Regions from separate parts of the Homo sapiens genome. Here region 1 is linked to region 2. Evidence: chromatin contacts called from ENCODE Hi-C or POLR2A ChIA-PET data. All regions are on one chromosome and are shown on one strand. Each heading gives the region's core, a stretch centred on a gene start or an enhancer-like site at or near the end of the contact. The rest is flanking DNA. Distances are from core to core; before and after follow the strand shown.

What was found. A loop is a pair of places that touch in the nucleus more often than their neighbours do. ChIA-PET counts read pairs that join two places held with the same protein, here RNA polymerase II (POLR2A). Pooled maps may share reads with other maps.
Region 1: a loop to region 2 is called in a pooled map, with 7 times the contacts of the local background. The contact joins the promoter of RTN4RL1 here to the enhancer-like site in region 2. A Hi-C loop is called at or near these places in 1 of 168 maps with a recorded cell type or tissue (ovary) and 3 of 50 pooled maps. POLR2A ChIA-PET finds 5 or more read pairs at or near these places in 3 of 52 experiments (H1, WTC11 and activated naive CD4-positive, alpha-beta T cell).

The regions. Positions count from the first base shown.
Region 1 is chr17:2,023,481-2,028,740 of GRCh38, reverse strand. RTN4RL1 (reticulon 4 receptor like 1) reads left to right here and starts at 3,407. Exons shown (of 2, transcript NM_178568.4): 1 at 3,407-3,888. The coding sequence starts at 3,876. LOC105371486 (a long non-coding RNA gene) reads left to right here and starts at 5,059. Exons shown (of 4, transcript XR_001752746.2): 1 at 5,059-5,145. RefSeq lists enhancers at 2,346-2,846, 4,015-4,560.
Region 2 is chr17:1,944,944-1,950,587 of GRCh38, reverse strand. The region is part of intron 1 of RTN4RL1 (reticulon 4 receptor like 1); the gene reads left to right. Among named protein-coding and RNA genes, the nearest start is that of RTN4RL1-AS1, 70 kb to the left of the region's middle. RefSeq lists enhancers at 1,732-2,233, 2,234-2,737, 3,908-4,466. Within about 2 kb of position 3,072, at least 3 of the 41 ENCODE cell types and tissues checked have a DNase peak (open chromatin) inside an H3K27ac peak, as active enhancers do.

The DNA.
Region 1 (5,260 bases), core at 2,158-4,657, 78 kb before region 2:
CTCTTAGGACAGGTAGCTCTAGACAGAAAAGTGACCAATGTGGGTCCCAGGAACACTCCCCTCAACTCGATAAGCGTCCGGACTAGACCTTCCCATCTCCCCCCAGCTTCTCTGGATCCCCAGGGTGCAAGATCTGAATTCTGGGAGCTCAGCCCCTCCTCTCTCAGGACACTGCTGCCCAGCCTGTGGACAGCCTTAGCTGTGACTGCAGCATGGAGTTTCAAGGGGAAAGGACTGGCTCCAACTGAGCAATGGCTTCTCCCTAGCAGGCGCCATATCCCTTGGGACCTTTCCCTCATCAGAGGTGGGGCCTGTTTGATGGCAAAAGTCCCATCCCTCTAGTAACATTGCCCCGCACCCGCTGTGCCTAATGAGCTGCTCTGGCCCCCATTAGGAAGCCGGATGATGCCTAGGAGAACTGGACATGAAGAACAGATGTGAGAATGCTTCCCCAAGACTCCGTGGTGCAGGACATTGGGGGCTGCCATTCAGCTTGGGCTGAGGGCACCTCCATCTGTCTGTGGGGGTCTCCCTGCCTGAGTTACTCAGCAGTCTGAGTAATTACTGCCTGACAAGAAGGCGGGCACAGTGCACCCCCACAGTACACCACAACACCCGCCTTCACTCGCCCCCACTCCCTGGCTGGACTCCAAGGCAGCACCCAACCCTCCTGAGGCCTGAAATAACTCTGCTTCTCACACTCACGCCCAGCCCCAGCCAACTTTTCCTAAGACGCTAGAGTTTGTGGGCTAGGGGGTCATGGGGAGGCGGCTTGGAGAGGTGGAAGGAGGATTATCCCACATTCAGGCCCTGAGTCAGGCCCACACTTTATCGCTGATCTGTGATGTGACGTTGAGCAAGTTGTTCATCCTCTCTGGGCCTCGGTGTACTTACAGAGGACCTCTCAGGCTCCCAGTGTCAGGGCTAAGGCAGGCAGTGGGGTGAGCACTGCCTTGTAGCTGGTGGCTAAGAGAAGGAATACCTCACCTTCTGTTCTACGCCAAGAGGGACCAATCTTTTTTTGTTCGTGTTTAACTGCTCCTGTGGCCATGGGCAGTGTGCCCAGAGTAGCAGCCATCCATCTTTTTTTATCTTTAAACATTTTTTTGAAATAGAGATGGAGTCTCACACTGTTGCCCAGGCTGGTCTCAAACTCCTGGCCTCAAGCAATCCTCCCACCCCAGCCTTCCAAAGTGGTGAGATTATAGGTGTGAGCCCATGGTCCTCAGGAAGGACCAATCTTATCTATCTTCAGAACAAGGTTACTTCTCACCTTCAAGCATCTACGTGGAATGCCCTTCCCCCTTCTTAGTGTGGTGAACTCAGCCTTCAAGACCTAACTCCAAGGGCACCTCTTCTGTGACTGTTTCCTGATTATCTGGTAGCCCCTGGCAGAGCTAGCAGAGCCCTTTCGCAGTCTTTGTGACTTCTGTCAGTCACACTCTAAGATGGTTTGCGGGTCTTTCTTTTCCCACGACACCTGAAGCTTCTGGAAGTCCAAGCCCAGAGCCTTAGCTCAAATCTGAAGCTTCAGTGCCACCAAATGCAGGTGTGAGTGAATACGTCAGACTGGCCTTCTTTTTTTTTGTTTGTTTTGTTTTTTTGAGACAGTCTCGCTCTGTCACCCAGGCAGGAGTGCAGTGGTGTGATCTCGGCTCATTGCAATCTCCATCTCCTGTGTTCAAGAGATTCTCCCGTAGCCTCCCAAGTAGCTGGGATTACAGGCGCACACCACCACGCTCGGCTAATTTTTGTATTTTTAATAGAGACGGGGTTTCACCTTGGCCAGGCTGGTCTCGAACTCCTGACCTCAAGTGATCTGCTCAGCCTCCCAAAGTGCTGGGATTACAGGTGTGAGCCACCGCGCCCAGCCTGGCCCTTTTTTTTTTTTTTTTTTTGAGACAGAGTCTCACTCTGTCACCCAGGCTGGAGTGCAGTGGCGCGATCTCGGCTCACTGCAACCTCCGCCTCCCGGGTTCAAGCGAGTCTCCTGCCTCAGCCTCCCGAGTACCTGGGATTACAGGCGCCTGCCACCATGCCCGGCTAATTTTTGTATTTTTATTAGAGACCGGGTTTCACCATGCGGGCCAGGGTGGTCTCGAACTCCTGACCTCGTGATCTGCCTGCCTCCGCCTCCCAAAGTGCTAGGATTACAGGCGTGAGCCACCGCGCCCGGCCCTGACCTTCTTTTTGACCTTCCTATCATGTCACCTTTTCCTACAAGGAGGGATTCAGTTGGATTTCTGCTTGGATGTCACCTGCTCAGAGCAGCTTTCCTTGACTGCCACCTCTACCCCCGTGTCAGCTCCAGAACAATACTCTGCTTGTTTTTCTTCGAAGCACAATCTTCCCATCTTCTCTGGACTTTCCTCATTTGGCCCCTATTAAAATGGAAACTCCTTGAGGACAGGGCAAAGACAAGTCTTTTTCGTCTGCTGAATTTTCAGGAACAGTAGTGCCCCACACATGCTGAGCCTTCGGTGAATGTGTGTTGAATGACAGCCTTGGTCCATCCGCTTTTTCTTCTCTCCGAATCCCTCTGATCCCAGGCCAGCAGGGGGTGCCGCCTCCACCCAGGATCTCGCCTGGCCCGAACCTTCTCTTCCCTCAGCTCAACAGGCCCCTGCGGGACCCGCTTTCCAAGCGGCGCCTCCTCCATTTTCCGCGAACCCCCCGGCGGGGTCTGTGTGGACCAAGGGAGATCAGAGACCCCCCGCCGCCACCCCACCCAGGCGGAGACGGCCCACCCGAACCCGCACGGGTCCTTCCTTCTCCCTGGAATTTGCAGCTGGCCCTTTCCGAATGCTTGCTCCCCTCCTCTCCCCACGAAAGAACAGTGTCCTGGGACTCGGGGTGCGGGGCAGCCGGGTTCGCTGGAGCTGTTCAGTGCGGGGAAGAGCCGTCGAGACTGGGAGAAGGGGCGCTGGCCAGGGAGGAGACGGGGCAGGGAGCGGACTCGCGATCCGTACTCTGGGCGGCGGTCCTCGCGTCCCAGCCGCGTCTCCCGATGACCTCCAGCCGCGAAGGGCGAGCGGGCGGGGGCTGGGCTGCGGGTTCGGGCTCCAGGAGGCCTGCGGGGCCGGGGAGGGGCGTGGAGTGGTCCGAGGACCGGCTTGGGGACTGGGGGCAGGTGCCTGGACGGACGCGGGCCGAGCATCTTCCCCGGGGGCGGGCGCAGTGAAAACACCTTGGGAGGCGGCGCCGCGCGGCTGAGCGCTGCTGCCTTGGGAATAGGACGGCGCTCGGCACTGCGAGCTGAGAGCACTTTCATAAATTTTGTATGGGAGGCGCTCCGTGAGCGGGGGCGGGGAGCGGAGCGAGAGGGAGGGAGCTAGAGAGCAAGGGAGGGAGGGAGGAGGAGAGGAGGGGGAAGCCGGGGGGAGGAAGGGAGGCGCCCCGCTCCGCCGATCGCTCGGTCCTGCAAACGCGCGCCGGGCGCTTTCCCCGGAGCTCGGCGGTGCGTGCGAGCGCCCTTTTGCTGCAGCCGCGGCGGCGGTGGTCCGAGGGGGCGGAGAGGAGGGGGCTGCGGCCGGCCGGCCAGGGGGCGGCGTCCCCCCTCAAAACCGCCTGCGAAGTGCTCCGGGTGGCAGAAGCAGGCCGCCGGCTCCGCGGAGCAAGCCGCTCGCCCCGGGGCTGAGCAAGCGCGCGGGGCTGCCGGGCAGCACCACGGTTGCTTGCGGGCGCCGGTGCCCTCGGCGCGGGGCTGGAGCTCACCATGCCCCTGCGGGGCCGGGCCACCGGGCACGAGCGGATCCCCGGCTTGCCCCCGCCTCGACGCGCTCGGATTAGCTGCAGCTGGCGCCCAGGGATTTGAATCTGGACCCCGGGAGGGAGTGCGCCTAGGCCGACCTCGGAGCGGCGGCCCCGTGGCCAACATGCTTCGCAAAGGTGAGTTGGAGCCGCAGGGGCAAGTTGAAGTTGAATGCGCTCCGGAAAGAGCCGCGAGCCCGGGCGCCGCCCGGCGCCGGGGCTCCCGGTCTGGGAAGTAGCCCCCGGCGGGCTGGTGGGTTTTGCCGGGCGCACCCGCCGAGGGGCTGCTGCTGGGGCTCAGCTCCCGTCAGCGGCCAGTTGTGAGACACGGGGTTTTCTCCATGGATCGAGTGGCCAGGCCTAGAGATCCGGCCCGGAGGGGTCAGTCGGAGACCAGAGTGAGCGGCCGGTGGTGGAAGGGGAGCCGGCCTCCTGGGACCTTTGCTTTGCTGGGATAAAGTTTTGCACTTGCAGCCTCCATTCCCTGCGCGGGCACACGCCCTTGCTTCTGCCGCTTTGTGGAGGCCGAGTCCGCACGGCGCCCCCGTGCAGCCAGCGGTCAGTGACCGCGCGGCCCGGGCGCTCCCCGCGCGCCCTAGCTCCCCAGACGGGGCCCGGACGCGGACGTCTTCTCTGCAGTTCTGCTCTGATCGCTAGGGATGGGCTCTGGGCACCCAGCGGCTGAGGGTGGGGAGCGGCCAGCGCCTGATGTCCAGTTCCTCAAACTTTCATTATGCTGGGAGCGGAGGGACGCGAAAGCCGTGCCGCCAGTGTGCGCGACCGGTGCACAGCTCAACTTGAGGACAGCTGGCTTCGCGACCACCGTAGCTAGACGCCCCAGCAGCCCGGCCCGGTACGGAGCGCGGCAAAGTTGGTGCGGGCACCGGGGAAGTCCCGCCGCGCCCCCACGTGGTTGCCACGCGGGGCGCCGTCCCCCGGGCCCTGGGAGGGCAGGTGATCACGCCGGGAGCCCACGGGCCCCGCCACCAGCTGTTCCAGCCTCTGCGTCTGCCTCTCCCCTCCCAGGCCCGAGCAGGCTGTGGCGCCCCGCCGGGATCCCCCCCGCGCCTGGCCCGGCCAGGAGGCTGAGAAGCCGCGGCGCCTGCGGCTGGCTGCCCCGGCCCTGCGGGAGCGGCTGAGGCGGGAGCTCAGGTAGCCGAGGGGCCTGATCCCTGCGCTCCACGCTCCAGCCTTAATCCGCCCCTGTTTCCATGGCAACAGACCGAGGTGTCGTAAGCACAGGATTCTGACCTCACAGCAGGATGGGGAAGGAGAAAACGCGCACGGGGAGGGGGTGGAGGGGGGGGAGGTTGGGGAGGTGGGGGGAAGCGAAGCCCTAAGATGGGCGGAGAGAAGCAGATGTGGAGGTGATGGCGAAGACCCAGATATAAGCAGGTCAGGCAGGTGGGTGGAGGAACCACGCCTTTGGTGGGGCAGTGAAGGCCGTGTGGTGGTCCTAGCTTGGGCCGACCGAGGAAGCTGAGTTGCCCCGTCGTCCTGGAATAGTAAC
Region 2 (5,644 bases), core at 1,823-4,322:
GGCGTGAGCTGCTGCCCCGGCTTCATTCCCACCAATTTACACGCCCGCTCTGTGCCGACAGCTCTTGAGTGTACAGCCAACCTCTGGGCTTCAGTTTTGTACTTCCAGCTGCAGCCAACTAAACATCTCTCTAAGGCTTCTCGGACGTTATGCATCCTCAGCTGTGCCCTGGCTGCCCTGAGCCGGTTTTCCTGTTTTATTCCTCCAGTCTCATAGTGATACCCTCATCCTGTCCGTCTTCTGGAATAGACTTGGGAAGCCGCCCCGTGACCCCCGTCGCCTCCCTCACCCTGATCCGTCAGTGTGTCCTGTCGGGCCCCATCCTGGCATCTGTCCGGTCCATTCAGCACTGTCTGTCTCCATGGCCCCTGCCCTCTTCAGGCCCCCAAGGTCTCTCACGGCCACAGGCCTCCCTCCTTGCTCCCCCCCAACTCACCCTCCAAATGCAACCTCCCAAATCCAAACCCAATCCTGTTGCTCCCGCCCCGGGCTCTTCAGTGACTTCTCATCACACTCAGAATTAGATCCAAACCCTTTCTGGTGGTGTTTCAGGCCATACGAGGCCTGGCTCCTGCTGTTCTGACCCCATCTCCTGCCCCTCTGCCCTTGTCCAAGCCAAGCTCAGTCCTGCCTCAGGGCCTTTGCACCTGCTGTGCCCTCTGCCTGGAATGCTGTTCCTCAGCTCCTTCTTATCTTTTAGGTTTCAATTCAGAAGTCGCCCAGGGAGGGAGGCCCTCCAAGAGCACACAGCTAAGATAGGTCCCTTCCTTTGTCTCTATCTCAACCCTTTTTGTCCCCAGCACTTACCATGATCCGTCATTTGGGGCTTATCTGGTTCCTTTATTTTGACTGCACCCCCAGGAGAATGTAGGCCCCAGGAGGGAAGGAGCCGAGCCTCTTGCTGCTGTGGAAGCAAACCCGGAGCTCAGTCACTCTCGTGAATGAAGGAGTGGGGATAGATTCAGAACCGGGTGATGGACAGGATCTGGGCTGCGCTCAGAGCTCTAGATGCCGGTTCTGAATGCCTTTCACTGATCGCAGGGAAGGGGCGGGTCTTCGGGGCTGGGGAACAAGGACCCTGGCAGGGCGTTCTGCACCTGCTTCTCAAAGGCAGGCTCCCAGCTCCTGTTTTGCATTGTTGACACCTTGGCCTGCCCGTGAGCACCAGGGCCTTCAAGAACAGTGGGTCTTGGCCAGGCGTTGTGGCTCACGCCTGTAATCCCAGCACTTTGGGAGGCTGAGGCGGGCGGATTACCTGAGGTCAGGAGTTGGAGACCAGCCTGGCCAACATGGTGAAACCCCGTCTCTACTAAAAATACAAAAATTAGGCCAGGCACGGTGGCTCACGCCTGTAATCCCAGCACTTAGGGAGGCCGAGGCGGGCAGATCATGAGGTTCGGAGATTGAGAACACCCTGGCTAACACAAGAAAACCCCGTCTCTACTAAAAATACAAAAAAAAAAATTAGCCAGGTGTCGTGGCAGGCGCCTGTAGTCCCAGCTACTCTGGAGGCTGAGGCAGAAGAATGCCTTGAACCCGGGAGGCGGAGCTTGCAGTGAGCCGAGATCATGCCACTGCACTCCAGCCTGGGCGACAGAGCGAGACTCCGTCTCAAAAAAAAACAAAAATTAGCCAGGCGTGGTGGCAGGTGCCTGTAATCCCAGCTACTCAGGAGGCTGAGGCAGGAGAATGACTTGAGCCCAGGAGGCGGAGGTTGCAGTGAGCCAAGATTTCACCACTGCACTCCAGCCTGGGCGACTGAGATTGTCTCAAAAAAAAAAAAGAAAAAGAAAAGAAAACAGTAGGTCCCCACCCCACGCCCTCCCCCTCACACCCCTCCTGGACCCCCAGGCAGGCATCACAAACAGACATTTGCCACCGAGGACGGTCTCGTCGCCACGGAGGTAACCCCTGCCCCACTAAACACACCTATGGTATCACTGAGGACTTGGTGGGCCCATCCGCCCGTCCGCCCGTCCACCTGTGTCTGCCCGTCCGCCTGTGTCCGCCTGTCTGCCTGTGTCTGCCTGTCTGCCTGTCTGCCTGTCCGGCAGTGGGTGGTCCACAATTAGCTGTAGCTTTGGGGGAGGGGCAGTTGGCTCCACAAGGTGCCAAGCTCAGACGCAGGGCCCAGAGCCTTCACTGAAACCTCCTGGGAAGGGCAAGCTCTCAGAAGCCCTCGGCCTTCAGCCCTGGAGTCTGCGCTGCCACAACTCAGGTTCTGGGGCCCCCAAACCTGGGAGCAAATTTGCATAACGGGACACATTTTATGAGCCCTGGAAAGCAGGGGCTACAGGAGGTGGAAATAGAGGCCACGGGCCCTGGGCTTCCTGCAGAGCACTGCCAGGACCAGGTGGGGCTGGCTCGATGGGGAGAGAGGGCCCAGTAGAGAGGTCAGTGCGCTGTTTCCACCTGCAGCCGTAGCCTGGCAGGGACCCTCAGCCCTGGGCTAAAGCCCCTTCTCGGCATCTGATATGTCAGGTCTTTCTGCGGCGGGTTGGGTGCATCAGGGTGGGTGGAGTGAAATCCAGGGTCCAGGGTCCACTGGGGGTTGGGAGAGCCCTAAGCAGGAGTGGGGGCAGCTCCCTCTGGTAACACTAGCAGTAACGTAATCATCACGGCTTAGGGAGGGCCACCCGTACAACCAGCCCTGTCCCACTGAGTGCACCTGAGGAGCCAGCCGCTCTGACCCGCAGTTCCCAGACCTCAGGACTGAGCGCCTGTCCCAAGGTCATCCCACTGCAATGTGCTGCCACGGGGGCCGGTCTCAAGCCTGGGCAGTACGTGGGTCCAGAGCTGTCAGAGTGCCAGCGTCCAGCCCCCACCCCATGCGAGACCTTCACAGCAAGGAGACCGGAGACCCGATGGGCAGAGGGTAGGGGAGCTGGGGGTGGCTCCGACAAGGCCCCCTGAGAATGTGGCGGCCTAATTAGCACGGCATTCCCAGCCAGGCCTGCTCCAGGGGCCCAGCGAGGCAGATGAAAGCTGAAAGGCTATTCCAATAAGGGGCCGCCCACTTCTCAGCTGAGAGCGATCCTGGCGTGCTGGAGGGACCTGGAGTGGGTACATAATTCAGCGTGTCGGGAGGAGGGCGGGAGTTGAAGGCAAACCAGAGCCAGTGCCGAGATAAGACCTGGGATGGGTGGCTCTGCCCAGAACAGGGCCCCGCTCCCTTTTCAGGAGGGTGAGCGAGGCACGCTGCAGGGTGAAGGGGGCCGGGCCGCCACCCTATCCACAGTCCCGAGACAGGCATGTGTTTCTGTGTGCATACCTGTGTATTTGCACACATGCATCGGCTTTGCACGTGCACTCAGCTGTGCACACACATGTAAACACAGGCCCGCCCAGGTACATGAGCACACAAGCGTGCGTGCGCAGACACACGTGCACACACAGACACACAGTCACACAGAGACGCACACAGACCCCGTGCATACACAGACACACATTCAACATAGACACACACAGACCCCGTGCGCACACACACATTGACACAGAGACACGCACAGACCCCGTGCACACACAGACACATTCACAGAGACGCACACAGACACATGTGCACACACAGACACATTCACACAGAGATGCACACAGGCCCCATGCACACACATTCACACAGAGACGCACACAGACCCCGTGCACACACACATTCACACAGAGATGCACACAGACACACGTGCATACACAGACACACGTGCACACACAGAGACACAGACACACGTGCACACAGACACACATTCAACATAGATGCACACAGACCCCGTGCACACACAATTCACACAGAGACGCACACATTCGCCATGCACACACAGACACACAATCACACATAGATCCACACAGACCCCGTGCACACACATATTCACACAGAGACACACACAGACCCCGTGCACACACACATTCACAGAGATGCACACAGACACACATGCACACACACATATTCACACAGAGATGCACAGACACACGTGCACACAGACACACATTCAACATAGATGCACACAGACCCCGTGCACACACACACATTCACACAGAGACACACACATTTGCCATGCACACACAGACACACAATCACACATAGATCCACGCAGACCCCGTGCACCCACAGACACACATTCAACATAGATGGACACAGACCCTGTGCACACACGTACACATGCCCATGACACACAGGTACACACACCACGCACAGGCTCAGTCTGGGCCCAGGCCGGCCTCCTGGCTGCAGGGACTGAGCGGGACGCATGGTGTTTGAGAAGACACGTGCCTTGTGCCTGCCTGTGTGCCCCTCCCCTTCCTGCATTCAGAGGTTTTTGTTGAGGGAGGCACAGGCTTGGATTTGCCTGACCTGAATGACCTGGATGACTGACCTGTCCTGGTTGGTTGGTTTGTTTGGGACTGTCCTGGTTTTAGCACTGAAAGTCCCACACATCCTGGAAAACCCCTCTGTCCCAGGCAAACCTGCCCTGGTCACCCTGCCCTGGGCCTCTGGCTGGCCTGGGGCTGGATCCTCCTTCCCAGAGCTCTCCTCACCGTGTGGTCACCCCGTGATTGACCAGGAAGCCTCCAGATAGAGCCAGGGCCTAGTCTCTGCTCTCACCCTGGAGGCTCTGAGTCTCCTCGCTTTGGGTAAGCGCCCCTCTGTTTATGGAGCGCCTGCTAGGAGCCAGGCCCTGGGCCTAGGGCTTCCTGAGCAGCATCTCTCAGTCCCCCTGCTGACTCAGAAAGATTCTTCCTTCATCCAGCCATTGTGACAGGTCACCTGCTGGATGCCAGTGTTCTGGGCCCTGAGGGTACTGCGGAGAACACAGCAGGCAAAACCACCGTCCTCACGGAGTCAACATACACTCAGTGCGGAGAGATGGAAAGTCAATAAGAAAAATAAGGAAATCACGTAGTGTATTAGAAGAGGGGGAATGCTGTGGGGTAAAGTGAAGCAGGGCGGCCGGGCGTGGTGGCTCACAACGGTTATCCCAGCACTTTGGGAGGCCCAGGTGGGAGGATTGCTTGAGGCCAGGAGTTTGAAACAAGCCTGGTCAACATAGTGAAACCCCATCTCTATTTTTTAAAAAAAGACTGGGCGCAGTGGCTCACACCTGTAATCCCAGCACTTTGGGAGGCCAAGGCGGTGGATCAAGAGGTTGGGAGTTCAAGACCAGCCTGGCCAACATGGTGAAACCCCATTTCTACTAAAAATACAAAAATTAGCCGGGCATGGTGGCGGGCACCTGTAATCCCAACTACTCAGGAGGATGAGGCGAGAGAATCGCTTGAACCCGGGAGGTGGAGGTTACAGTGAGCTGAGATCGTGCCACTGCACTCCAGCCTGGGTGATAGGTGAGATTCTGTCACAGAAAACAAAAAACAAAACCACCAGGTTGCTCAGACAAGGCCTCAGGGGACTTGGGGCACCTGAGGAAGAGGCAGGGACAGCTGCGAATGGTGGGGTGAGGGCAGGAGTCCCCCAGACACCCTGGGAAGCGCTCCAGGCAGAGGGAACAGCACGTGCAAAAGGCTAGAGGTGGAGCATCCCTGGCGTGAATAGGGTGTATCAGGGAGGCCACTGCGGCTGGGGAGGGAAGGAGGGGGTGGCAGCTCAGATCCAACTGGGCCTCTGGGCCACAGAACAGACTTGGAGGGACCTTACTGA